Linked DNA regions of Mus musculus: all the other regions are linked to region 3. Evidence: chromatin loops called from intact Hi-C (ENCODE). Cell type or tissue: gastrocnemius. All regions are shown on one strand.

Region 1 (8,000 bases), 130 kb before region 3:
GAGGATTACACTGAGCTGGATACAGTGTGAAGAAGAGAAAAAGGCTAAACTAGGTGTTTTAAAAGATAGAACTGAGGCTGGAGAGTCAGCTCAGCTGGTGAAAGCCACTGGCTGCTCCTCCAGAGAACCTGAGTTTGTTGATCCCCAGCACCCACAGGACAGCTCAAAACTCTAACTCTAGTCCTAGGGGATGTGAGACCCTGGCCTCCACATACACTTGGTGCAGAGACATAAATAGAAGCAATAGTCCATATATGCAAAATAAACATAAAACTTAAATTTAAAAAGCCAGCTTAGATTACTCCTAAATATAAATGGGGCAACTGAAAATCTAGAAGACAATATTGCTGGTAACTAAGGTTTTGTTATCTTTTTTGTTTTGTTTTTGCTCTTTTGTTTTTTCGAGACAAGGCTTCTTTGTGTAACCCTGTTCTAGAATTTGTTCTGTAGACAAGGCTAGCCTTGAACAGAGATTCATCTGCCGAGTGCTTGGAATAAAGGCATGTGCTGCCACCTCTGGTGGAGGTAACTCATTTTAAATGGGATTAACCTATAAACTAAATAGCAACACCCCTGCTAGACATCACATGCAAATAAATAAGTTTATTGCCAGGATCTTTTTCTTTAAAGCTATGGAGTGGAAGTAATTTGGTAGGTCTAAGTGGATTATAAACCCTATGTAGACCAGGCTGGCGTCAAACTCAGAGATCTGCCTACCTCTGCCTCCCAGTGCTGACTAAAGGCATGAGCCACTAGCCTGGCTAAGTTTTATCTTTTTAAAGATGTGATGGCTAGCCGGGCGTGGTGGCGCACGCCTTTAGTCCCAGCACTTGGGAGGCAGAGGCAGGCGGATTTCTGAGTTCGAGGCCAGCCTGGTCTACAGAGTGAGTTCCAGGACAGCCAGGGCTATACAGAGAAACCCTGTCTCGAAAAACTAAGAAAAAAAAAAAAAAAAAAAAAAAAAAGATGTGAAGGCTGCCGGTCAGTTCCACATATTGCTTAGAGTCAGGGCCATAGCCACAGCCCTGTCCTCAAGGCCTCCACCTCCCTCTGGCCACCCTGCTGTCAGCTGGCCTCTTCTGCCCCCAGAAGAGGGCCTCCTTAGTGAGGCCTTCCCTACTCCAAATGTACACACACACACACACACACACACACCCCACATCCAATGCATTCCTTTTGTTCCATGCTTCTGACCATTGCCATGCCACATGTCTGTTCATTAAGCCAAGGGGCATGGCCACATGACATACCACACTGCTCCTGGAACCAGAACATAAGGAACTCCACCCTCCTTCTGGATGATACACCAAGAACCAGCAAAACTCCCCTTCCTCTTTAATCTTCTGGGCTTTGTTTTGTCTTGAGTATATATTCCTATTTCTCTTTTTTGTTTTTCTTTTTTTCTTTTTTTAATTAGTAAAATGGATGTTCAGCTGCCTATCGGTATCAGAAATTGACCCCCAGGACTCCCTTCATATCAAAAATCAGGCCGTAAATTAAAACAGCACTGTTTGGCCAGATAGGGTGACATACCCCTTTAATCCCAGCACTCTGGGCAGAGGTAAGACGCTCTCAGTTTGAAACCCATCTGGAGTCGCTGGAAGAAAGAAAGAAAGAAAGAGAGAGAGAGAGAGAGAGAGAGAGAGAGAGAAAGAGAAAAGGGGTGGGGGAGAAAGAAAGCCAGGTGCTGGTACACACCTTTAATACCAGTTACTTGGGAGGCAGAGGCAGACGTAGCTCTACAAATTCAAGACCAGCTTGGTCTGCCAAGTGAGTTCCAGGACAACCAAGGCTACAAAGAGAAACCTGGAGGTAGTGGCGGTGGAGGAGGAGGAGGTGATGGATGAGGCACTGTTGGGCTGGGCACATAGCTCACTTGGTATTCAGGTTTTTACTATGCACAAAGCCCCATGCTCCATTCCCAGTGTGTTCAAGTGCTACACAGACCTTCTAGCATACTGTTATCATCTCTTAGGCTGTGCTAGCTGGGGAACTCAGGGCTTGTATAGTAAGAGCACTTGTGTGCCAAGTAACTTTGTAATCCCCCTGCCCCAGTCTCTTAACTAGGTCTGTGTCATCAAGTCTGGCTTAAATCACCTCCAGATGACCTAATTCAACATACAATGTAAACAACGTTGTTACATTGTATTGTTGAGGGAGGATGTAAAATTTTAAAGTCAGTGTAAACCATTTTCCTGACTATTTCAATCTTAAGATTGGCTGAATCCACGCATGTGAACTTCCAAGACAAGCTGATGGTCAACTTTATAGAAACTATTTTCTATTTCACTTTTTTTTCTCTTAGTAAATACTGAGCTCAGTCTATTTTCCACCTTCCTTTCTTTCCACGGTTGCAAATCATTTTATTACGTAAATATAGTGATTTCTGCTAGACTTCCCACTGAAGGACAGCCGGGATGTTTGCAGTCTGGCTATCAGAAACATTAACACTGTTTTCCCCTCTCTGGTTGTGTGCTCAGCATTGAACCGCCCCTCCCACCAGGAAGTACGATGACTTTCCCGTTATCCTAAAGAGTGGATCTCCAAGTGTTTTTGTTTGTTTGTTTGTTTGTTTGTTTTTTGTATTTTCTGTATTCATTCAACGAGCATCGCCTAAGCAACACCAGTGTATGTTGGGCGCGAGCTGTGCTGGGAGGCAGGCACCAGGACACACTCTGTCCTCTCTTACACAGAGCCCAGGGTCAGGGACCTCCTCACGCAGCACACAAATAAAATCCTAATAACAAGTTCGACCACACGTGACGAGAAGGCAAGGCAAGGGGACCTAGGAGAGCCTTCAGCAGGCGGATTTGAGGAAGGAGGGAGGCAAACGGAGGTTTTGCAGGGGCAGTGACGTGGGGTGCCGAGCCCCCCAACCCCGAAGATGAAAGGGAGTTAGGCCGAAGGATAACAGCACGTTTCCAGGGCGGGGGACACTGGGGAGGAACAGCCTGTGCAAAGGCCCGGAGGTGGGAAGCTTCGCACACGGCCAGTCTGGGGAAGTGAAGGGCCCGGTGCAGCAGTGTGCGGAGCGGGGGACGAGCCAGGGCCAGGCTGGTGGCCCAGGAGGTCTGCGCGGCCACGGTGGAACTTTGGCCCCGGGGGACCGGGAAGCCAAAGAAGGCAAGGATGGGTCCCGAGCAGTGTGGGAAGAAGCGGGGGCCCGCGACCCCGCTGCTCCCGGCCCTCGCCGAGGCCCTCCCCATCGCTCGCGCCCCGGCCTTGTCAGCGCCCCCCCTCCCCCCACCCCAGGACCTCACGCCGCCACCCGCTCACCGCGACTCCGGCCTCTGTCCCCCTCGCGCCCCCTCAGCAGCGCCTCTCCGCAGACGCTGCCGCCGCCGCCATCTTCCGCCCGCCGCCGTGACACGGCGCAGGCGCTGCACTAGTAGGGCCGCCGGGAAATGGAGTCCGGCACCGCGGCCGGTCCCCGCCCCTAAGGCGTGCCGCGTCGGCAGCCGCCCGCCCTCCCCGGGCGTCCACCGGAGCGGCCGCCATTTCCGGCCTTCGAGCGCCATGCCTTCTGGGAAATGTAGTCCGCGCTGCGCAGGCGCCGGACGGAAATGGGAACGAAGGCTTCTGGGAAATGGAGTTCCCAGCGGTCCGGAGTCCCTCTCCCTAGACGGCTGGCTAACGTTGAGTGGAGAGTGCTGTGAGTGGAGTTTCTGGGTCTTAGAGGAGATCTGGTGCCTTAATGGGGTCTGAGCAGAAGCCCTGAGCCTTTCCACCGCCGACCCTGACTCTGTACGGAGCCTGCAACATTCGCAGACGTCAAAAGCCTCAGTCTTCCTGTCTGTCCAATGGGAATGTGGTTTCAGGAATCTCTGCGGGCTACTTAAACGGTGTTGTATAGGGACTTGTGGAGTCCTGAGCTCTGTCAACCTCCTTTCTTTCGTGGAAGACATGCGGGGTTCTAGAGTTTCCCTCCTTTAGCTGGAGATGATGAAACACTTAGAGGCAGAAAGATTCCCCGGCTCCCGCTCTGTTGCTCTAGGGCTTTTGGGATCAGCAGGGTGTGGCTCTCTACCCCACGCCTTGTAGTCCCCGACTCTTCATCCATCGCAAGCTTCCAGGTGCCAGGACCGAGGCTCCCAGTGCCTGAGGTCTCTCTTCTTGAGATCCCGCAGGGGGCGCCCCAATCCGAGGGCGCCGCGCTCGGGGAGGCGGGCGGGGAGCCCGGGGCGGGCCCGGGAGGGGGTGTCCCGGCTATAAAAAGTGGCTGCCTCCCAAGGCGCCTGGGCCAGCGGGACTCCCGGGCTGTGTGCCTCAGGTCGGAACTCGGGGCTAGTGCCTGTAGAGAGACCGAAGCACTCGGTTCCCCCAGGGGGGCCTCAGCCTGGGTGTGTGGGGGCGCAGGCCCCGGGGATGCTGGGCTCAGTGAAGATGGAGGCTCATGACCTGGCCGAGTGGAGCTACTACCCGGAGGCGGGCGAGGTGTGTCCTCGGGGATGGCGGAGCGGGAAATGGGGGGCAGGTGTGGGGCTTAAATGCAAGCAGGCGCTGTGGTGTGGGCCCAGGTGGGAGCAACAGACCTGAGGACACAGATTCTAGGTGTGGGAGTCGGGGGACAAGGTTTGGGAGAACGATTTAGACTGCAGATCCATGCGAAGGCTTGCTTCCAACGGAAGAAAATGTTAGCAATGAAACCTCGAAGTTATACTTGAAAGGTGTCGAGCCCCTGAGTCGAATGAACAAATTGGAGGTGGGAACCGGAGCTCTAGGGTAGAGCGATAGAGCTGGAGGACCTCGAGAAATGAGTTCTGTAGTAGAGAGGAGAAATACAGAGACTAAGAGGCATTGGTAGTCCGCAGTAAGGAAAAGTTTGTGCCGGAATTCAGGGTTGAAGACGGGGGTTGGGGGACTTCGGGCAGTCGGGGGTCAGAATTGAGGTTCCGGGATAAAGATCAGCTGAGGAGCTAAGGTAGGGGCACAAATAGGGTGGTCGGGGGTCCTTCTGAGGAATCTAATGTAACAGGTGGCTTAGGTAGACTAGTCCTCAGATGACGTCAGCCTTGGAAGATCAAAAGACAAGAGGATCCACATCTGTGTGGCAGGAGTCAGCCATCCTTACCCCGACCCTCAGCAGGGGCTCTCCAGAATGTACACCATCTAGGCATTGCTAGACTTACATTAATTCCTTCACCCCAACAAACAGAAAGTCCCTCTTCACGTCTAACTCCCGTTTGTCCGAGTGCTTCTGCACCCTGTAGTCCATATTGTGATGGTGGGGAGAAGGGCCGAGGTTCTGGACCCATGAGCTCCTGACATAGACGGCTTAAGGTGGGGGGGGGGGGCTCTCGAACAAGTCAAGCTTCAGCGGCTGAGGGAGGTGGCTAGGGTCTGTATTTCCAAGTTGTGGAATTGGACTCCTGGATCCCTAGGGGTAGCTGGTCTTGGAGTTGGCGAGGTGCCCGGGAGGGGCCTGTCCTAGGTCTGGTGAGGTGTGAGGTGGGGCAGAGCTGACCGGGAAGGAATTGGGAGTGTGCAGAAGTAGAAAGGGAGGGGGCTGGAGGTGTTGGTGACTTTGTAGGAAGGCAGAAGCCAGGGTGGTATCTCAGGTCATTGGGAGTTTGAGCATTGGATTTAAGAGAGCCAACTACAAGTCTGTCCTTCTGGGGACACATCTGAAGAAGTTAGTTGAGGGTTCTAGAGAAGAAAAACTAAAATTTGGGAGTACTGTGTGAATGCTCCCCAGCCCTCAGTTGAGGAGACAGTGTATGTAGAGGCTGACGGAAATTGACAGACCAGTTGTGGATATGCATGCCTGTAAACCTAGCATTTGGAAAGCTGAGGCAGGAGGATGAGAAGTTCTAAGGTCGACTACATAGCAAGCTTAATCTACAGAATGAGACTTTGGGGGAAGGAGAGTTAGGTGAGGGCCAGCTTACATGTCATTTGGAAGTATCCACAAAACGAACTAATGGAAAGGTTTGGAGCTAAAGTCTGAAGGTGCCCCTGACTTCTTTCCGCAGGGCACCAACAGCACCTGCACAGCACAGGAGAGCCCACCTCCCTCTTGAGAACAGTGTGGGTGGGGTACATTCATCTGGAACTAAGAATGGACAAGGCCACCCGCCCCACAAAAACAAAAAACAAAAAAAAACAAAACAGAAAAACAAAACAACAAAAAAAAAAAAAAAACCCCAACTGCTGGTGGGGGGCAAGTGGATACCTGTGTCTTACTCTGGCTAGCCGGCTCTCAGAAACTGAGCATCCCGGAGTAACTCCCTGGGACCTTAGATACACATCAGCTACCCCAACAACTCCCCTCTGCCCCCACCCCCAATTGCAGAGAAGGGCAGTAAGGCACCTTGCAGTGTGCTGGGGTGGGTTGGTTCTGGAACTGGTAAGTCACCAGGCTTTGCTCACTAGCACACACTTCTCCAGAAATAATAAGGAAACAAATAGAAATTCCAGACTCCCAGGTGAGGAGGCAGGTCTCCTGAGGGCTTCCCCCCACTCTCAGCCGCACCCTGAGGGAGGGGAGATCCGGTTCAGACCCGGACGTCAGGGGTTCATCCCAGCCATGGGGCGTGGGAAAGCCTAGGGTGGATGAGAGCAGCTGGAGTGCTTGAGGTCAGACCTCAAGAAGGACTTCCGGGTGGGTGGGGAGCCAGAAAAGGAAAGCCCTGGTGTCCTAAAGTTGGAGAAGTGGAGTGAGGTGCCAAGGGATTAAGAGGCTGTGTGGATCCCCCTGAGGCCAACACTTTACCCTCGAAGACCGGAGGTGGGGACAGAAACAGCCTACCAGGGTGGGAAGACCACAGCATGGAGGAGAGGAGGAACTGGGCTCCTGGAGCGATGGCAATACAAAGAATTACTGCAGACAAGGGGAGTGGGGAAAGGGAGAAAGAGAATACCAAGGAAGGGAGACTGAGGCAGTGAGTGACAAGCAAGCACTAAGTGAGAGGAGAGAAGACTGGGGAGATAGACGGGGAGGAGGGGAGGGTTAGAGTTAGGGTCCAGACACAGGACTGGACAGCGGGAGAGCGGGGTGGGGTGGGGGTGGGGGTGGTAAACACCTTTAATCCCAGCACAAGGGAGGGGGAGGCAGGGGAATTGCCACACAGTTGAAGGTAGCCAGGGCAGTATAGTAAGATCCTGTGTCAGAAGGAGGGAGGGAGAGGAGGGAAGAAGACCGTGAGAGAACAAACAGAAAACTGCTTACAGAGCCCTGTGTGGTGGCAACACCTGTAAAGTCTGCACTGAGAGGTGGGGGCAGTAGGGGCTGGCCATCCTCGTCTGCTAGAAGGAGCTTCCTGTGGCTGCTACAGAGAGGGGAAGAGAGCGGGCGCTCAGGTGTTAAGAGTAGGGCACTGCTCTTGTAAGGGGACCTGAGTTCAATTCCCAGCATCCTCATTGGGCAGCTCACAACTGCCTGTAACTCCCAATCCAGAGGCTGAAACCCTCTTCTGCCCCCGCCCCCAGCACCCACACTCACTTGCAGATATCCACATACAGATACCTACATATAATGAAAAATGTGAAGAGCAAAAAAAGCTATCTGGGGTGTAGGCTGGATCACGTTGGTAAAACGCTTGCTTGGCGTGCAGGCAGCCCTGGCTTTGTCCCCAGCATGGTAGAAACCAACTGTGCTGGTCCTGCTGGCCCATGCTTGTAATCTCTGCTTTTGGGAGGTAGCGGCAGAAGTTGGAGATTATCCTATGTTAGCTCAAGGCTAGCTTGGGCTGCCTAACGCTCTTGTCAAAGGGAAGGAGAAATGAGCTACCTGGAGCCGGGCGTGGTAGCGCATGCCTTTAATACCAGCACTCAGGAGGCAGAGGCAGGCAGATTTCTGAGTTCGAGGCCAGCCTGGTCTACAAAGTGAGTTCCAGGACAGCCAGGGCTACACAGAGAAACCCTGTCTCGAAAAAACCAAAACCAAAAAAAAAAAAAAAAGAGCTAACTGGAGAGTCTGGTGAAGGTGGTTGTAACCTGCCTGTGACTCTTCGCTGTTCTGGCAGGTTCCTTTGTTTTCTGGACCTCGAGTCCAGCTAATG
Region 2 (8,000 bases), 67 kb before region 3:
CACTGAAGGGATGGCTCGGCAGTTAGGAGAACTTCCTATTCTTCACCGGGCACCTCCACTCACATGCACACGCCCACCCACAGACACCTAAAAGACACCTAATTAAAAACAATGAAAAATAATTTTTAAAAAAAGTCTTTAAATCTGTAAATAATAGAAACAAACAAAAACAGCTCAGAGAAGAGGCCCAAGCCTATAATTCTAACCTTGAAGAGGCTGAGACAAAAGGGTGGCTTGAGGCTAACCTAGGCTACAGAGTGAGACCACATCTCAAAAAACCCCAAAACCAAAAGGAGAGGGCATGGAGGAGAGAGGGATCCTGTTGAGGGGCGTTGTGGGAGAAGAGGGAGAGGTATGATTAAGATACATTGTATACAAGTATGGAATTGCCAAAGAATAAAGTATGTCCTGAAAGAAAAGAGAAAGAGAGAGAGAGAGAGAGAGAGAGAGAGAAACCAACCTAAAACCAGAGAGAGATTCACAGAAAGACTGAAAGTGAGAGACAGGTGTAAATGGAAACCGAGACAAGTTCACTGATTGGGAAAGTGCGTGCAGAAATGTGGCGAAACTGGAGCTCTTTTCGAAGGGCTAGTACACTGGCAGGGGCTGCTGAGGCAGAAGGCTAAAACTACATTTCCCAGGAAGCTGTGTGGTCGGAGTTTGGCCCCATCAATCAGACGCCTTAGCGGGAAGCTTGACTAGAGGGAAAGGCAGCTTGGCAGTTCGTTGCTACAGTCAGTGTAGTGTGGGCCCTTGTGTAGTGTGGGCCCAGTGTAGTGTGGGCAGCCAGCACTTCCTGTCACCTAAGGCAAGTAGAAGCTCACCTTTTTCTTTTCTTGTCACCTGTCATCCCCACCTCCCTCTCCAGGGTCTTACAGTGTTGCTGGGGTTGTACCCAGTGTACTGCCCAGGATGGCCTGATACTATCAATCCTGGGTCTCAGCTGGGATCCCTCATATCCTTCCTCTCTGAATGACTTGACTCCAGAGTGTGACATGCAGTGACCTGTGCCCTTTACACACTCACCTGGACAACCTCTTTCCCTCCTGCTGCCATCCCTGCACTCTTTCTTTTGCTCCAGGCAACTTTTCTGCAATTTTCCTCCATCTCACTTCAGGAATATCACCTGCCTCCACTGTTCTACGCCCATCAACTAACAACTCACATTGGTCCTGACCTCCTCTTTCCATCTCCAAGGCCAGAGAGGTCAGCAGAGCTGCCCATAGTGCCCCACCCACTTCTAGGTGGAAAATCGTTCTTTCTAAAGTGGCCCTGCCTCCAAATAACTTCTCGATAGTGTCAGGTCAGGACCATAGGAACCTGTGATTCATGGTTTGAGAACCTACTGTGTGCTGGGAGTTGAGCAGATATGGATTGCTGTATGTACATACAGTTCTGATGGTTATGTGTTTAGTGCATCGACCCCTGCAAAGTCTTTTGTAGACTAGGTTTTGAACTTGCTGAGGCTGCCCTTGAACTGAAAATCCTCTTTGTTTTACCTGGAAAATGCTGAGATTACAGGTGTTTACCACCCACACATCCTGTTTATACTCCCCCCCCCTTTCCCCCTTATGCTGTGCAGCTGTGTCTGGTCTAGAACTCTCTAATTAGACTATGCTGGCCTCAAATTCAGAGATCTGCTTGTGTGTACCATTGAGCACAGCCTCCAAGCCTGGCTTCTCAAAGCTGCACTAAGGATTAAACCTGGGAACTGAAGTTTGATAGTTGCGGCCACTACCACTGAGCCACACCCCCAGCCCCTCACTGGGGGATTCTAGGCAGGGGCTCTACCACTGAGCCACACCCCCAGCCCCTCACTGGGGGATTTTAGGCAGGGGCTCTACCACTAAGTTATATACCAGCCAAATTTGTATTTATAATTTTGAAATAGGCTCTCACTGAATTTTTTCAAGCCATTCTTTTTTTTTTTTTCCAAGATAGGGTTTCTCTGTAGCCCTGGCTGTCCTGGAACTCACTCTGTAGACCAGGCTGGCCTCGAACTCAGAAATCCACCTGCTTCTGCCTCCCAAGTGCTGGGATTAAAGGTGTGCGCCACTACTGCCCAGCATTCAAGCCATTCTTAAACTTGCTCTATAGCCCAGACAAGCCTTGAGCTTTCTTCCAAACCTTTTCTTGCAGCCTCCCAAGTAGCTGAGATTATAAATCTGTACCATTACACTCTGGTTACAAACATTTGTGGGATGAATGGATAAACACATGCATGAATGAAACCTCCTTAAGCAGTTGATACTCATTTTCAGGTCCGCACTTCTCTTCAGCCCCATCGGGATCTCTTACTTTGTCGGGGTCTCCAGCCTCTCTCCTCCCACCCTCTCCTCTCTTGGTTTTTGCTTTTTATAGCTGGGGAGCTTCCAGGTAACCACCGCCTGTTAAGCAGTGTTGTTAGACGCTGATGAAGTGATCGACACATCCTTATACGATATTCCAGAAGGTAAGCACACCTATGAAGGGCGCTTTCTATTTGTGGAGACTCAGACCCAGAGAGGATAGGAGGTGTTCTGGGCCGTATCCCCCTTCTTCACTCCCTGTAGAACACGCAGCCTACACACTTCCAACAATCTGTCTCCATGTCAGGTTTCCAGCATCATGGTTAACTTCTAAAATGCAGGTCATTTTTGTTAAGCATTTTCTCAGGGGCTGCATCCTTCAACCCATCCAGGGGGAGAGGCAGTTAACACAAAGGAGCAGTGCATGTTGGGAATTGGCTGTGGCTACCCCATGCCCATGGAGGCTTGCTTGCGATAGCAACCAGACCCTATCTTGGGTTTATTTTCTTCTTTCTCTTTAGCTTTTTTGAGACAGGGTCTTGCTATGTAACTCAGCCTGGCTGGGAACTCATTAGCTACGGCTCAGGTTGGCCACCAGCCCTCAGGAATCCCCAAGCTGACTTCCAGCTCTTGCTAATCAATCCACTTCCCTTTCTCTTCCTGTGATGTGATGACAAACCTGCGCCGCCACGCCTGGTGCCATCTTGGATTTTCTCAAGCCAGAGTTTCCCACGCAAATGCTGTTCAGGGGTTGGGAACTGGTTCTGTGTTTGCCAGACTTACCCCTCTGGCTGATGGCCTGAAGCCCCCAGATGTGTTCTGTGTGTGTGTGTGTATTGTGTGCCAGGCTTTAGGTTAAGAAAGAATTTGGATTCCAGTAGAACACACATTCCCTGAAGGCAGACATGTTTGGGTCTGTTTAGTTCATTTTCTAACTTTGGCACTTAGAACAGTGCCTTACACATAGGTGCTTAATAAACCCTTTAAAAAGTGAATGATGTATTAAATTCAAGCATAAACAATTGATGTAGAAATAACATTTAAAAAAAAAACCTTTTCATTCTACAGTTGGCAAGGTTGGTGGCTCAGATGGGCAAAATCTCAGGGGTCTGAGGTGGGGTCTTGCATCGCTCCAAGCACCTGGCCCCGGGCTATTCTGGTGCTACTGGAGTCGAGGAGCTGCTCCCAGTGGACACGGGTGTCCAGGAGCTGTCTGTGGGTTCTGTGTATGTGTGGCTGCTGGTGACCATGGTTCCCAGGACTGGATATTGGATGGACAAGTTCAGCCTTGAAACACTTACTTTCTTTGGCCATGCTTACTCTCATTTGTTCACCCAAATCAGAGAACACACCCCTCCCTCCTCTGAGACCATCCTTAAAGGTCCCCCCTCCCTTAAATGCCCAGAGCCCTGGGTGGGGGATGGGGGACAAAGGGGAAAAGAGTTGAGGATGAGGGTGGAGGTGTCAGGGAGGAGGGAGAGGGAAGGGGATGGGTTAAGAAGGCGTGTGTGATGCCAAGCAAAAAAGACAACATTAGACACAGATGCTGAGATGACGTTTATCGCGGCAAAAAAAGGTGAAGTCGCCGAGGGAGAAGGGGTGGGGGAGGGGTGTGGTGGGAGCGGGGAGTGGGTAGGTGGGGGGGGGGGTCCATGGAAGCTAATACATGGTGCACTAGGTCACACAACGGACACTGGGGGGTGGGTGAGTGGGTGGGAGATGTGGGCATGGCCCAGGCATGGCGATGGGGGGATAGGGAAGAGAGTGCGGTGACCCCAGCCAAGAGCTTCTGGAGGTGGCAGAGAGGAAGTGGGCGGCGGCGCTGGTCAAAGAGGATGGAAGGAAATCAGTTAAGAGGGGTTTGAATGGAGAAACTGGAGGCATGGCCACTTCACTGCCCGTCCCACCCGCAAACTATAATGCGGCAGAGTGGCAGCAGGCAGGGCCAGCCGCGGGGCTTGGACCTTTCCTCTAACGGTTGGAGAGGGATGTTCATCTGACTACCTCTTTGCAAGAAAACAAGCCTACCAGAGGTTAGCTTCAGGTCCCAGGAAGAATTCAGCAGTCAATTCTCCAAAGACTGCCCCATCCCAAAGCCATTCTTTTTGAGCCAGCCTCCAACAGAGGAAGCAGAGGAGAGATTCAATTCTCAGCTCCACCAAGGTTCTTCAGAAAGCTCGGAGAACGAACCCATTTCACAGGATCTCAAGAACAAAGGCTTTCTCTCCCTCCTCCCGGTCGGAGGACCTGTGCACCCCAGCCAGCTGTCCGAGTTAATACTGTTCTCTCGAGATCCTTAACATTTTGGCGGGGCACACCTTGGGTTTCTCCCAAATCGAACCGGGATGTGGACCATGCCTCCAGGAGTTGAGATGCCAACACAAATAAGAGAGAGAGAGAGAGAGAGAGAGAGAGAGAGAGAGAGAGAGAGAGAGAGAAAGAGAGAGACACTCCCCACGTCGCCTGGCTCAAACCAAGTACAAAAGTGACTATTTACAATGAAGGCGTGGGGAGTGGGTGGGGGCAACGGGGAGGACAGTCAGAGTGAGCGCTCCGATGGGGAGGCCACGCCCCCTAGGCCGGCCTTTGCAAAGCCAAACTGCAAAGGTATTTCTAGAAGATCCCTGTGCCCCCAGGGGAGGCGGATCCTAAGGGGTGAGGGATAAGGATTGGGGCATGGCATGGGGAGGCATGGGCGCTGGGAGGAGATGGAGGGAAGGTAGCAACTGCCCTTAGCATCCACCCCCCTGGCTTCCCTGCCAGACACACAGGTTTTCCGTGGGATGAACACAGAAAGGGTTAATTAAAAGAGTTCGATGGAGCGAGTCTGACGGTCGAGTGGGGCGGGCTGGAGCAATGAGGCCGCAGGTTCCCGTGGTGGCCGGTGGTGATGGAGTCACTTAGAAGATGAGAGGTTGGTGGTTTTGTGGGGGGTGGGAGGGGGTGGGGGGAAGGGAGGAAGGAGGAGGGTCTCCCTATATTAATTCTAAGGAGACCAGTGTCCTAGACTGTCTGAGAAGGGGTTAAAAACCAGCAGTCTTCACCACCACCACCCTCCAGAGACTTTCCCTCCCTCCTGCCACTAAGCGGGAGGTTGTCTATGCCTCCGATGATAGCCGTGGGGACCCGATGGAACGGACACACCAGCTGGGGCATCGAGACCGCTGACTGTGGTGGAGAGAGGGCTCGGACCGCAAGGCTCGGTGTCCACACTCCACAAAGCGTAAACCAGGCTTCTCTGCCCCCCGACCTGGGTATTGCGGTTCTGTGCTCCCCCATGGTGACAACCAGTTCAGGTTTTGACGACGCCGGCCTCAATTCCGGATGGCGCTTGGGGCTGATGCCCTGGGCAGAAGGCCTGTCTGGCTGTCCGACAGGTGTACAACCTAGTGGAGCATCCTGGACGCCTAGATTGCCACCTTCACCGCTGCTCTGGTGAACGCTTTTGCAAATTAACCTGTTAGGCTCGAAACAGCAAGAGTCCATGCAAGGGAGAACCTCCTCTCCTTTTTCAAATAGCTGGAGACCAGCTAGCCATAAAGTAATAAGGATGGTGTTGGCCACAGGGGCGGGCTGAAGAAACAGAACTGAGGTGGGAACGGAGGTCCGATATTCCAAGGGATTTGGTTGGTCAAGAGTGGAGAGAGGAAAAAAAAAAAAATACCGTGGGAAAACAAGTGGTACCGTAATATTCCGAGTATAGGTCCCCAACCATTTTAAAGACTCTTGCCACGCTCCCATAATTCCCACCTCCAAGTCCAGTACAGACAGAGACTGCAAAATCCCTGCCTTCCGATCCCTGCCCTGCTAATTATTGCGGCAAAATTTTCCCGCCCACGGAGAGATGGCTGGGAGAGGGCAAAGCTGATGACCGGGCAGGCTGGCTCAGAGCCCTGCCCAAGACAGGATGAAGAAGGTGAAATTTGGCACTTTCGAACCCCTCTTGTCATGCTTTGAGGTCCTTCCCCAGCAGCCACCCCGTTGGGCTAGCAAAAGAGGGTGGAGTCTTTCTCTCCATCCCCAGTTTCAATGGATTTGCCCAGAGAAAGGCAAAGGGGGTTCTCCTTGGCTGGTGGAATTTGGGGGAGAGGAATCCAAAAAAGTAGGGGTTAGTTGAAAATGTTTTTTTTTTCTTTTTCTTTTTTTCTTATAAAGATTCTAAGAAAAAACTCAGGGTGAGAGGAACGAGGAAGGGGATCCAATTTAGCTCAGCATCCTAAAGTGTTTTCTTTGCCTCTTAAGGCCCCCCCCCCTCTAAGAGAGGTGGTTTCCTCCCTCCATCTAAGATCCTCATCCCCCCACCCCAGATCGGCTCAGTTCCGAGGAAGTTTGGCACTTTTTGCTTTTAAAGGGGAAATGAGAGTCGAGAATTCAGGAGGAGAAGAATACAGACAAAGGTAGAGACAGGACAGAGAACCGTGGGGGAGGGGCAACCACAAGAGGAAAACCCAGTGGGCCTTAGGGAGGCAGAGGAGAATGCTGGGGGCAGGGGTATCGGAAGCAGGAGGGCAGATGAGACAGTTCAATGCAGGCAACACTTAACTATCTTACTAAGCACCTACTGGTGCTGAAGAGTGGGATGCAAGGAGGCCGGTCAGATCCTTTGCGATCTGATTGGCTAACAGGCAGAAGGGGCGGGGAATGAGCTTTGTTATTACTATTATTTTAAAAGTAATTCTCATCCCTGACCTGCATTATGTATCCCTTCTGGACCAACTACAGTACAGAAAGACTGAGGTTGGATTTCAGAAGGGATTTTCAAGGGATAGGGAAGATGATGGAATTTCCCAGGGTACAATGCGGGTGGGGAGGTGTGCCACTCCTCACTCACCAACATGGTGAGTGGACCAGCTTACTAAGCTAGCAAACTACTTTTCAGATAGCCCTGGCTGGTGGGGGAATGGATCCCTGAGAACACGGGCATGTCACACAGGGAATGGACCCAGACTCCAGCCAATGGGCTTATGGAAAGCAGGCTGTCCAAGAGAGGGCACAGATGATTTACAAATAGAGTGTCTTTATCCCACCTACCCATCCTGGACATTGCTTCACCCCTATTCCTTCCCCTCCTCATGGAGCCTGAGGGTTTTACGGGCGCGCGCGCGCGGGGGGGGGGGGATTCCAGCTAGATACTTTACTACCCACATGCAGGTGGAGCTACATGAAATACTGTAAGGTCATTTAAGAGGTGGAGGGGAGCAATGGCCCTGTGGGCCGGCCCCCACCTCCAATCTCAGCAGCCCCAACTGTAGAAGATATGTACAAAGTGGTATCAAGAATTGTTTTGGCACTAAAATCTCCATCTGGGCTCAGGGTGGAGATTAGGGATAAAGGGGCAGCAGCGATAGGAGGTGGGAGATGGGGGTGTGTCAAGGAAATGGGGCCTGCCCCTCACTGGGGAGATGAGGACATGGAAAAAAGTCACCCCAGTGCTCAAGCCATAGCCTCCCATTCCTGTGGAAGGGCTGGGGGAGGGGGAGTCAGTGCGAGGTACCTCGAAGGCTATTGCTTTCTAGGGATTTTCACATTTTGATTTTGGGGTGGCTCTCTAGCACGGGGTAGGGGGGGCCTCCCAGGCTTGAAGGCTGTAGTAGGCATCATCTGGGTGGTCTCTCTCCTCCCAGCTCCTTTGTAGGGATAGAAACAAGGAGGCCAGATATCCCCAAAGCCATGGAGAAGAGCAGGGTCTGGAAGACCTAGGAATGGATGGAG
Region 3 (8,000 bases):
CCACTCCAAACAGCACCGATGGATCTTGCACTTTGCCCGGGATGTGTGATCTGCACTACTCCATCATCTGCTTTGTCTGTGTGGGAAGCCAGTGTTCAGGAGTTAGTTACCCAGAACCCAAGTGTTGGCCCCTGTCATCCTTGGCTGTCACTGGCTTGAGTTCTCTCTTCCTGACCCCTTCTCTCTAATTCCCCTCCCTCCCTCCCTCCCTCCCTCCCCCTCTCTCTCTCTCCATCTTTCTTTTTTCCATCTTTCCATCTTTTCTTTCCCTTCCCTTTCATTCACCTCCTGTAGCCCAGGCTGACCTTAGACTTGGCTGAGGATGGCCTTGAGCTCCTGATCCTCCCACCTCCACTTCCGCAGTGCTGAGAAGACAGGCGTGTGCTTCTACGCCCAGGCTTTGGCTGACTTTCTGCTAAGGGGTCATTCATCCCTCACTAGTTCTTTGGCCTCGTTAGTGGGCTGTGCGCAGCAGGAAGGGCATGTGTTGTTTCTCTGAGGAAGGTGTGAGGTGCTTTGGTACGTAGGTTTTCTCCAGCGTATGCCTCCAATCATGTCTTCGTGCCTGTCCTGGGTCTTTCATGCCCACCAGCCTCCTTGTTAGGAGCTCAGGCACCCTGTGACCTGGCACAGTGTCTGGGAGGGTGGCCATGGTCCCATGGTGGCTATGAATGTCCTTCGCATCTCCCCTCCTCCTCTCCCACAGAGCAGTGAGTCTGTCACCCTGGACCTGCTCACCTACACAGACCTGGAGTCTCTGCGCAGCCGCAAGCTGGGAGGCCGCCCAGGTGCCTTGGCCCCCAGGTCGGCCCAGCTCAACTCCAAACGCTACCTCATTCTCATCTATTCGGTGGAGTTTGACAGGTGGGCACAGGGGCGGGCTCAGGGCCCAGGCTGGTGGCAGGGGTGGGAGGAGCCCCAGTGCCAGGAGGCTGGAATGATTTTACTTCACCTGCAGAGTCTGTGGGCTTTGTGTCATTTTCTTGTTGTGACTGGCTGCAGGTGACAGACTGGCCAGTACCTGTTTCCTTACTTTAGCAGTTGAATATGCCTTGTACATGATAGGCAAGTGCTCTGCCCATGAGTACATCCTCAAGTGCTTTAAACATAATCATTTACCACACAGCTCAGATTCCTCTTAGGGACTCGAGAGCTTTCTGTTTGTTCTTTGTGTATTTGAAGAAGAAGGGACAGGGCTGTGCAAGTCCTCTGCAGACTTCTCACAATTGGCATAGACTAGCTGGTCTTGTATGGGAACTGAACCCCAGACCTCTGTAAGAGCAGCCAGTGCTCCTGACTGCTCCAGTCATTCTGTGCCCTTCACTTTTATTTTTAAAGAGAGAGTCTTGCTATGTAGCCCAGCCTGGCCTCAAACTCATGGTAGTTCTCCTGCCTCAGCCTCCTGAGAGCTGATATTACAGGATGGAACAAGCACACCTAGTCAGGAATGGCTCTTGAGTAGCTGGGTAACAGGGTCTGTGTGTCCTGGTGCCTGGGCTAGTGACTGAGAAGTTGGCAATCCCATAGGACCCGCATGGTGGGCCCCACCTGAAGGCATCCTGCCATTGCTGCAGCTCAGGGCTGACTTAGCTCAGGCCAACCACTGTCTTCCCGGGAGAGGCTAGGTTGGGTTGTGTTTGAAGATAGCTCTTCCTGTAGAGATCATGTGACAGTGCTTACCCTGCAGGCTTGACAGGACAGTCAGACAGCACCGTCCAGCTAGGTGTCCCCAGATCCTGGAGGCAGAAGCTCAGGGGCACCAGGGCTTGAATGACTTGGCACAGTGGTGTGTGGGACAAAGCACCTAGAATCAACCACTTCCCAGCACTCAGGAGGAAGAGGCATGTGGATCTCTTAAGTTCGAGGCCAGCCTGGTTTACATAGAGAGTTCTAGGACAGCCAGAGCTACACAGAGAGACCATGTCTCAAGAACCCAAACAAGCAAAACCTTCAAAATAAAAGCTCTTGGGGACCGCGAGTGCTTGTGCTCTTTGGCTTACAGGCACCTGTGCTCTCAGGTGGGTGGATCTTGGCCTCTGAGATGCCACGGTTCTGATCCCCTCTCTCAGGATTCACTACCCGCTGCCCCTCCCGTACCAGGGCAAGCCTGACCCTGTGGTCCTGCAGGGCATCATCCGCTCACTGAAGGAGGAGTTGGGTCATCTTCGAGGGCTGAATGGCGGCCAGGATGCTCGGGAGACGGAGATCTGGCACCTGAGGGAGCAGTGAGTCTGGGGTGTGTGTGGTGGATGGGGATGTGGTAGACGGGACAGGCACTGCCCATCATCTGTCTCCTTGGGAACACTGGCTCTCTTCCTTCTCAGCTCTGCCTCTCTGCCTTTTGTTGGGTGCAGGGGATTCAGCAGTGATTGACAGCCATGGCTCTGTCTTTCTGGGCCTCTAGGCCAGTGAGGGAGATGCACAGATAAAGATTCAGCATATGGAGGGCTGGGGGGGGGGGGTCATGTCCCAGAGAGGTTCAGAAGCAGAAGCAACATCAGCAAAGGTGATGAGAGGCTGGAAGGAAGGGTGGCCTGAGTGGCCTACACGCTGACCTCTTGGTGTCGCCTGGCTCTCTGCCTGGGGTACCTAGCCAAGTGGGAGTGGGTGTTAACAATTGCCACATGAACATGTTATTGCATGGGATGAGGTGAGGAAGAGGCAGGAAGGGAGCTGGACCAGGATCCGTTAGGTCTTGAGTGGGTTAAGTGAAAGAGTTAGGAAGAGTATAAGAGTGTGCTAGGTAGACAAAGCAGCATATGCAGTCCTCGAGGCAGGTAGGACTATGGTGGGAACAGGAAGAGATTGCAGGCTCCTGGCATCCTTGCTGACTCCTGCTGTGTTCTATCATTTATAGGCAAGGGTTGGGCTCCCCCTGGAAATGGCCAATTCTTTAAGAAGGACTAGTGACATTAAAAACATTAAGTATGTTCTTTGTTTATCATGTGCATGGTGAGTGTGTGTATGTTTTTGGGTACACATACCATGGCATGTGTGTGGAGGCAGTTTTCTCCTATAGTAACATGGGTTTCCGGAGGCAAATTCAGGTTGCCAGGCAAGCATTATGGACCGGCAAACACACTGAGCCATCTTTTTGATCCCCCTTTTTCTTTCTTTTGGACAAGGCCTTAGATATTCAGGACTGACCTCAAGCTCTCTGTAGTCAAGGGTGGCTTTGAACTCCTGATTGGCATGGTTTATGTGGTACTGGGGATCGAACCCAGAGCATCATGTATGTTACCTAACCAAGTCACGTTTCAGTTCCCATGGTATTCTTTGTAAGATTTATTTTATTATGCATTTGTGTCTGTGTGAGGGTTTGTGCACATGTGTGGATCCATGGAGTTCAGAAAGTGGCTATCCTCACAGCAGACATGCCCTGTGAGACAGGCATTGCCGTCTTCACCAGGTTCCAGTTCAGAGATCTTAGGTGACTTTTGCAGGCTATGTCTTGGATGAAGCCAGAATCTTGGCACTGTTGGCACATAGGTGCTAGTGCAGACTGAGTGCTGAATGCTGCCAGAGAGGAGTGAGTGAGGGTGGGAATATACAGGGTAGCAGGCCCCATGGGTGCTGCTGATCAGAGGTGAGGTGGAGGAAGGACACAGTGGGAGGCTGCGACCTCGTCTTCCACTAGGCCGTACCTGTATGCACCTCCCAAATTGGCCACAAGGTTATGGCCTCTACCCATCCACGGTACGGAGAGGGTACCTTGAAATCTCTGAGCTGCTGGTGTCTCCCCCTGTCCTGTCCTGACTCTGCCGGTCCCTCTTTCTCTTGGAGCCCAAGGCTTGCTACACAGACCAGGCTTACCCTGATCTGTTGGCCCTCCTCCCTCTGCTCTGTGTTACCACCTGTGTTACCACCTCCCCACAAGGAGCTACTCAGGAGGAAGTCCTGGCAGAAGGCAGAAGGGCCACGCTGACAAGTACCCGCTCTACAGAGGCTGGTGGAAGGAAGGGCATGCGGAGAGTGGGGATTACTGATGTGCCTTGCTCAGTGTGTGCTCACTGTATGTGTGTGTGTGTGTGTGTGTGTGTGTGTATGTGTGTGTGTGTGTATATGTATACATGTATACATTACCTACTTTAAAAACAAAACAAAACAAAACAAAACAAAACTATTTTATGTGTTTGCTAGTTAGGCAAGGCTATCCCTGACTCTGCCTCCCAAGTACTGAGATTATAGGTGTCCACTGTGTTTTGCTCTTGTCTTGTTCCCCTCCTTCCATCCTTGTATGAGACAGGGTTTCTCTGTGTAGCCCTCGCTGGTCTAGAACTCACTCTGTAAGCCAGGCTGGACTTGAACTCAGAGACTCACCTGTCTCTGCCTCCTAAGTGTTGTGAACAAAGGCGTGTGCCACCACATTTTGTCAGTTCTTGAGCCTGTTGGCTAGACTGACGTCTATTAGGGGATGATCTAAGTCCATGATTCTTTGAGCTCTTGTTGGCTGGAGTAAAGCAGCATGCCCCTGAGGTGTGTTTCCCCAGGAGTGATCAGTGCTGAGTCTTTCATTTTTGCTCATCTCTGACAGAATATAGAGGTGGCTCCCATTCTCCATAGACAGGTAGCTCAAAACACTGGAGTGGTCTGCTGGGTACAGTGACACACACATAAAATTCTAATCCTGTGGATGCAGGCGATGGTTCTCTGTGAGTTCTGGTCTACAGAGAGAGTTCCAGGACAGCCAGGGCTACACAGAGGAAACCCTATCTCGAAAACCAAAATAAAACAACAGCAACAGCAAAAACGACACATTGGATGGGGTCAGCGAGATAGCTCACCCAGTAAAGGTGCTTGCCACTAAGCCTGCTGCTTTGAATTCAGTCTCTGGGACCCACGTGGTCGAAGGGGAGAATCAAGTCCCCACTCATTGCCTTCTGTTCCACATGAATGCTATGACACGCAGTTGTGTCTCGTGCATACACACAAATAAAGAAATGCAATAAAAATAAAACCAAATGAAAAATCACTACAAGTGTATTCTGGCTCCCTCTGGAGGCTGGTGTCTGAAATGGTGCTCACTGGCTGCAGCGCAGGGGTCAGTGGGGCCGTCCTCCCATGGGCCCTTGGGAGAATCCCTTTCTTGCCTCTCCAACACCTGGCAGCTGCAGCTGTGCTTTGGCTTCTGTCCTGGCAATCTGGTCTGAGCCTCTGAGGTCACATTCCCCTCCCTTCTTCTGTTTCTAATCTCAGGTTGTGATCTGCCCTGATAATTCAGGAGAGGCCTTTCATCTCACCGTTCATAGCAGATCTAAAAAAGTCACTTTTTGCCAAACAGTGGAATGCTCACAGGCTTAGGAGAAGGCCATGGATATCTTTGGGCACTTTGGAAGGGGCGGGGAACAGTATTCACCTCATAGATGTGACCTGATACATTCATTACAGTGGATTTTGATTTCATGTTGGTGTTGTCTTTGGCCAGGTAGATCTGTTCATGTTGGGTTCTATATCCTTTTGGAAGGACCCCAGGAGTTTTTAATTTTTTAAGTTTCAGACATAGGACCCAGATATTGTGCATACTCAGTGAGTGCTCTACCACTGATCTAGAATCCTCTGTGGAGGATTCTAGGCAGGGGCTCTACCACTGAGCCACGCCCCCAGTGTCTCATTCCGGGTTACTAGGTGGGTGGTCTATCACTAGTTTTCCAAAATTATTTATTTATTTTATCAGGAGGTAATGTTAGCATGATTTTATTTTATCTTGTTTTATTTTTATTTATTTATTTTTTTGAGACAGGGTTTCTCTGTATAGCTCTGGCTGTCCTGGAACTCACTCTGTAGACCAGGCTGGCCTAAGAACTCAGAAATCCGCCTGCCTCTGCATCTCAAGTGCTGGGATTAAAGGTATGTGCCACTACTGCCCAGCTTTTTTGTTTTGTTTTGTTTTGGACATGATCTGTTGTTGCATTTAGATTTTTTTTTTCCTTACTGGAAAGAGCCAGAAGACAAGTATAGTTTTAGAAAAAGAATATACTGTCTATTCTTACTTTTTCCTTGATTTTGCACCCAGGTTTCTCTGATGCAGAAAAATCATAGTTTCCAAAGAGTAACAATTTTTTAATGATTATTTTTATCTTATGTGCATTGGTGCTTTGCCTGCATGCCTATCTGTGTGAAGGTGTCAGATCCTCTGGAACTGGAGTTACAATACAGATGTGAGCTGCCATTGAGGGTGCTGGGAATTGCCAGGCAGTGGTGGCGCACGCCTTTAATCCTAGCACTTGGGAGGCAGAGGCAGGTGGATTTTTGAGTTCGAGGCCAGCCTGGTCTACAAAGTGAGCTCCAAGACAGCCAGGGATACACAGAGAAACCCTGTCTCGAAAAACTGAAAAGAAAAAAGAAAAAAAAGGAGGGTGCTGGGAATTGAACCCGGGTCCTCTGGAAGAACAGCCAAGGCTGTTAGTTGTTGAGCCATCTCTCCAGCCTCAGTAACAATTCCTTCCTTTCTTCCTTCCTTTTTTTTTTTTTAAAGATTTATTTATTTATTATATGTAAGTACACTGTAGCTGTCTTCAGACACTCCAGAAGAGGGCATCAAATCCCATTCAGATGGTTGTGAGCCACCATGGGGGTAATGGGAATTGAACTCAGGACCTCTGGAAGAGCAGTCAGTGCTCTTAACCTCTGAGCCATCTCTCCAGCCCAACAATTATTTTCTTTATTCTGAACAATACCAATGCAATCACTAGTGAGACTTTGGAATAAAGGTTAGATTTCTTTGCAGCCTCTTTTGCCCTGAATCTCTGTATCCCACTTGTTAAAACCCTGTGTTCTAGTCACATCAGAATTCTGCAGTGTTATTCTTTCTTTTAAGTACATTTGTTTCTTGGAGCCTGTTGATTGTCCCCTCCCTCCAGCCCTGGTTCCTGAGGCAGGAGCATTGCTTGAACTCAGAAATTCAAGATCAGCCTGGTCAATATAACCAGAGCCAACACAAAGTATTTTCATAGTTCCAGAGTCAAAGCTGGAGCTAGGGGTGCATCCAGAGAGGTCCAGTTTCTCTGTCTGTTCTTCCCCTCTCCGCATAGGCGGCTCCTTCTCTATTTGAACGTTTTTCATTTATGTTTTTCAAAATACGAACAAACTCAGATAATTTTTAGTCCCTCCCATTTCTTTTTACAAAGAGGACTTGGTGCATACATTCTACACTGGGTAAAATAGTGAAAATCAGCACTCCTTTCTTGTCACGAAGGCACTTCACTGTGGATGCGCAGGGAAATTCAACTAGTTCTGTCCCTGGACACTTGGTTACCTTTGCTTCTTGCTATTTATAAGCAGCGGGGAAGGAGAGCCTTGTGTATGTGGTGCTTTCTTAAGGATCTTTGAGCAGGGTAGGGACCTAATCAGTTGGTTTTGGCTGACAAATAGAAAATCTGGCTGGGAAAAGCTAGGAGGTGGGAACAAGGTCAGTTGGCCTAGGCTTGCTGCAGGCATCTTTTACCCAGGTCACCATGTCACTAGGGTGAAAGTGAAGTGGTTTCAGCATCCTTCTTGCTTCGGAGGGAGGTGACAGGAACAGACCCCTCCCCGGGGACTGCATTCCTCTTTCTTCGGGGGGGCTTTGGGGGGTTGCCAACTGTGGAGCAGCGAGCAGGGGCTCACAGAGTATTCAGTTCCCCTCTCCCACCTCGCAGGGTGACCCGCTTGACGTCTGAGAAGCGGGAGCTGGAGGCACAGCTGGGCCGCTCCCGAGAGGAGGCTCTGGCGGGGCGGGCAGCACGCCAGGAGGCCGAGTCGTTGCGTGGGCTGGTGAGGGGCCTAGAGCTGGAGTTACGGCAGGAGCGTGGCCTCGGGGGTCGGGCTGCTGGCCGCCGCAGCCAGGATAGTCGCCGACTGGCTAAGGAGGTGAGGGGCGGATGCGGGGAGGGGGCGCCGCAGTGGACGTCGTCGGCCTGCTCTGGACCTCAGCGGTCCCTGTTTCCCTCCGCAGCTCGAGGAGGTGAAGGCATCGGAGCGCAATCTGCGTGCAAGGCTCAAGACACTGAACAGCGAGCTGG

Evidence for each region. Peaks named below come from ENCODE experiments on the same cell type or tissue, not always from the same donor. Only the 100,000 strongest peaks of a DNase experiment are listed, where the experiment ranks them.
Region 1: a loop joins it to region 3, with 6 times the contacts of the local background. A loop is called at or near these places in 6 of 42 quality-filtered maps.
Region 2: a loop joins it to region 3, with 2.9 times the contacts of the local background. A loop is called at or near these places in 13 of 42 quality-filtered maps.

The regions. Positions count from the first base shown.
Region 1 is chr7:19,019,783-19,027,782 of GRCm38, reverse strand. It overlaps Foxa3 (forkhead box A3), which reads left to right and starts at 4,244. Exons shown (of 2, transcript NM_008260.2): 1 at 4,244-4,434. The coding sequence starts at 4,366. Sympk (symplekin) reads right to left here and starts at 3,406. Exons shown (of 27, transcript NM_026605.2): 1 at 3,277-3,406. In gastrocnemius, a CTCF peak has its summit at 4,113 (motif pointing right); DNase peaks (open chromatin) are centred at 3,461, 4,256 and 5,405; H3K4me3 peaks cover 2,788 bases; H3K27ac peaks cover 1,801 bases.
Region 2 is chr7:18,960,497-18,968,496 of GRCm38, reverse strand. Nova2 (NOVA alternative splicing regulator 2) reads right to left here. Exons shown (of 4, transcript NM_001029877.3): 4 at 3,178-8,000. Among named protein-coding and RNA genes, the nearest start is that of Gm38952, 7.0 kb to the right of the region's middle. In gastrocnemius, no CTCF peak of the experiment used is centred here; a DNase peak (open chromatin) is centred at 4,939.
Region 3 is chr7:18,893,783-18,901,782 of GRCm38, reverse strand. It overlaps Ccdc61 (coiled-coil domain containing 61), which reads left to right. Exons shown (of 14, transcript NM_001033314.3): 4 at 707-864; 5 at 2,070-2,225; 6 at 7,638-7,848; 7 at 7,934-8,000. Among named protein-coding and RNA genes, the nearest start is that of Ccdc61, 13 kb to the left of the region's middle. In gastrocnemius, a CTCF peak has its summit at 4,998 (motif pointing left); DNase peaks (open chromatin) are centred at 5,058, 7,750 and 7,998; H3K4me3 peaks cover 785 bases; H3K27ac peaks cover 655 bases.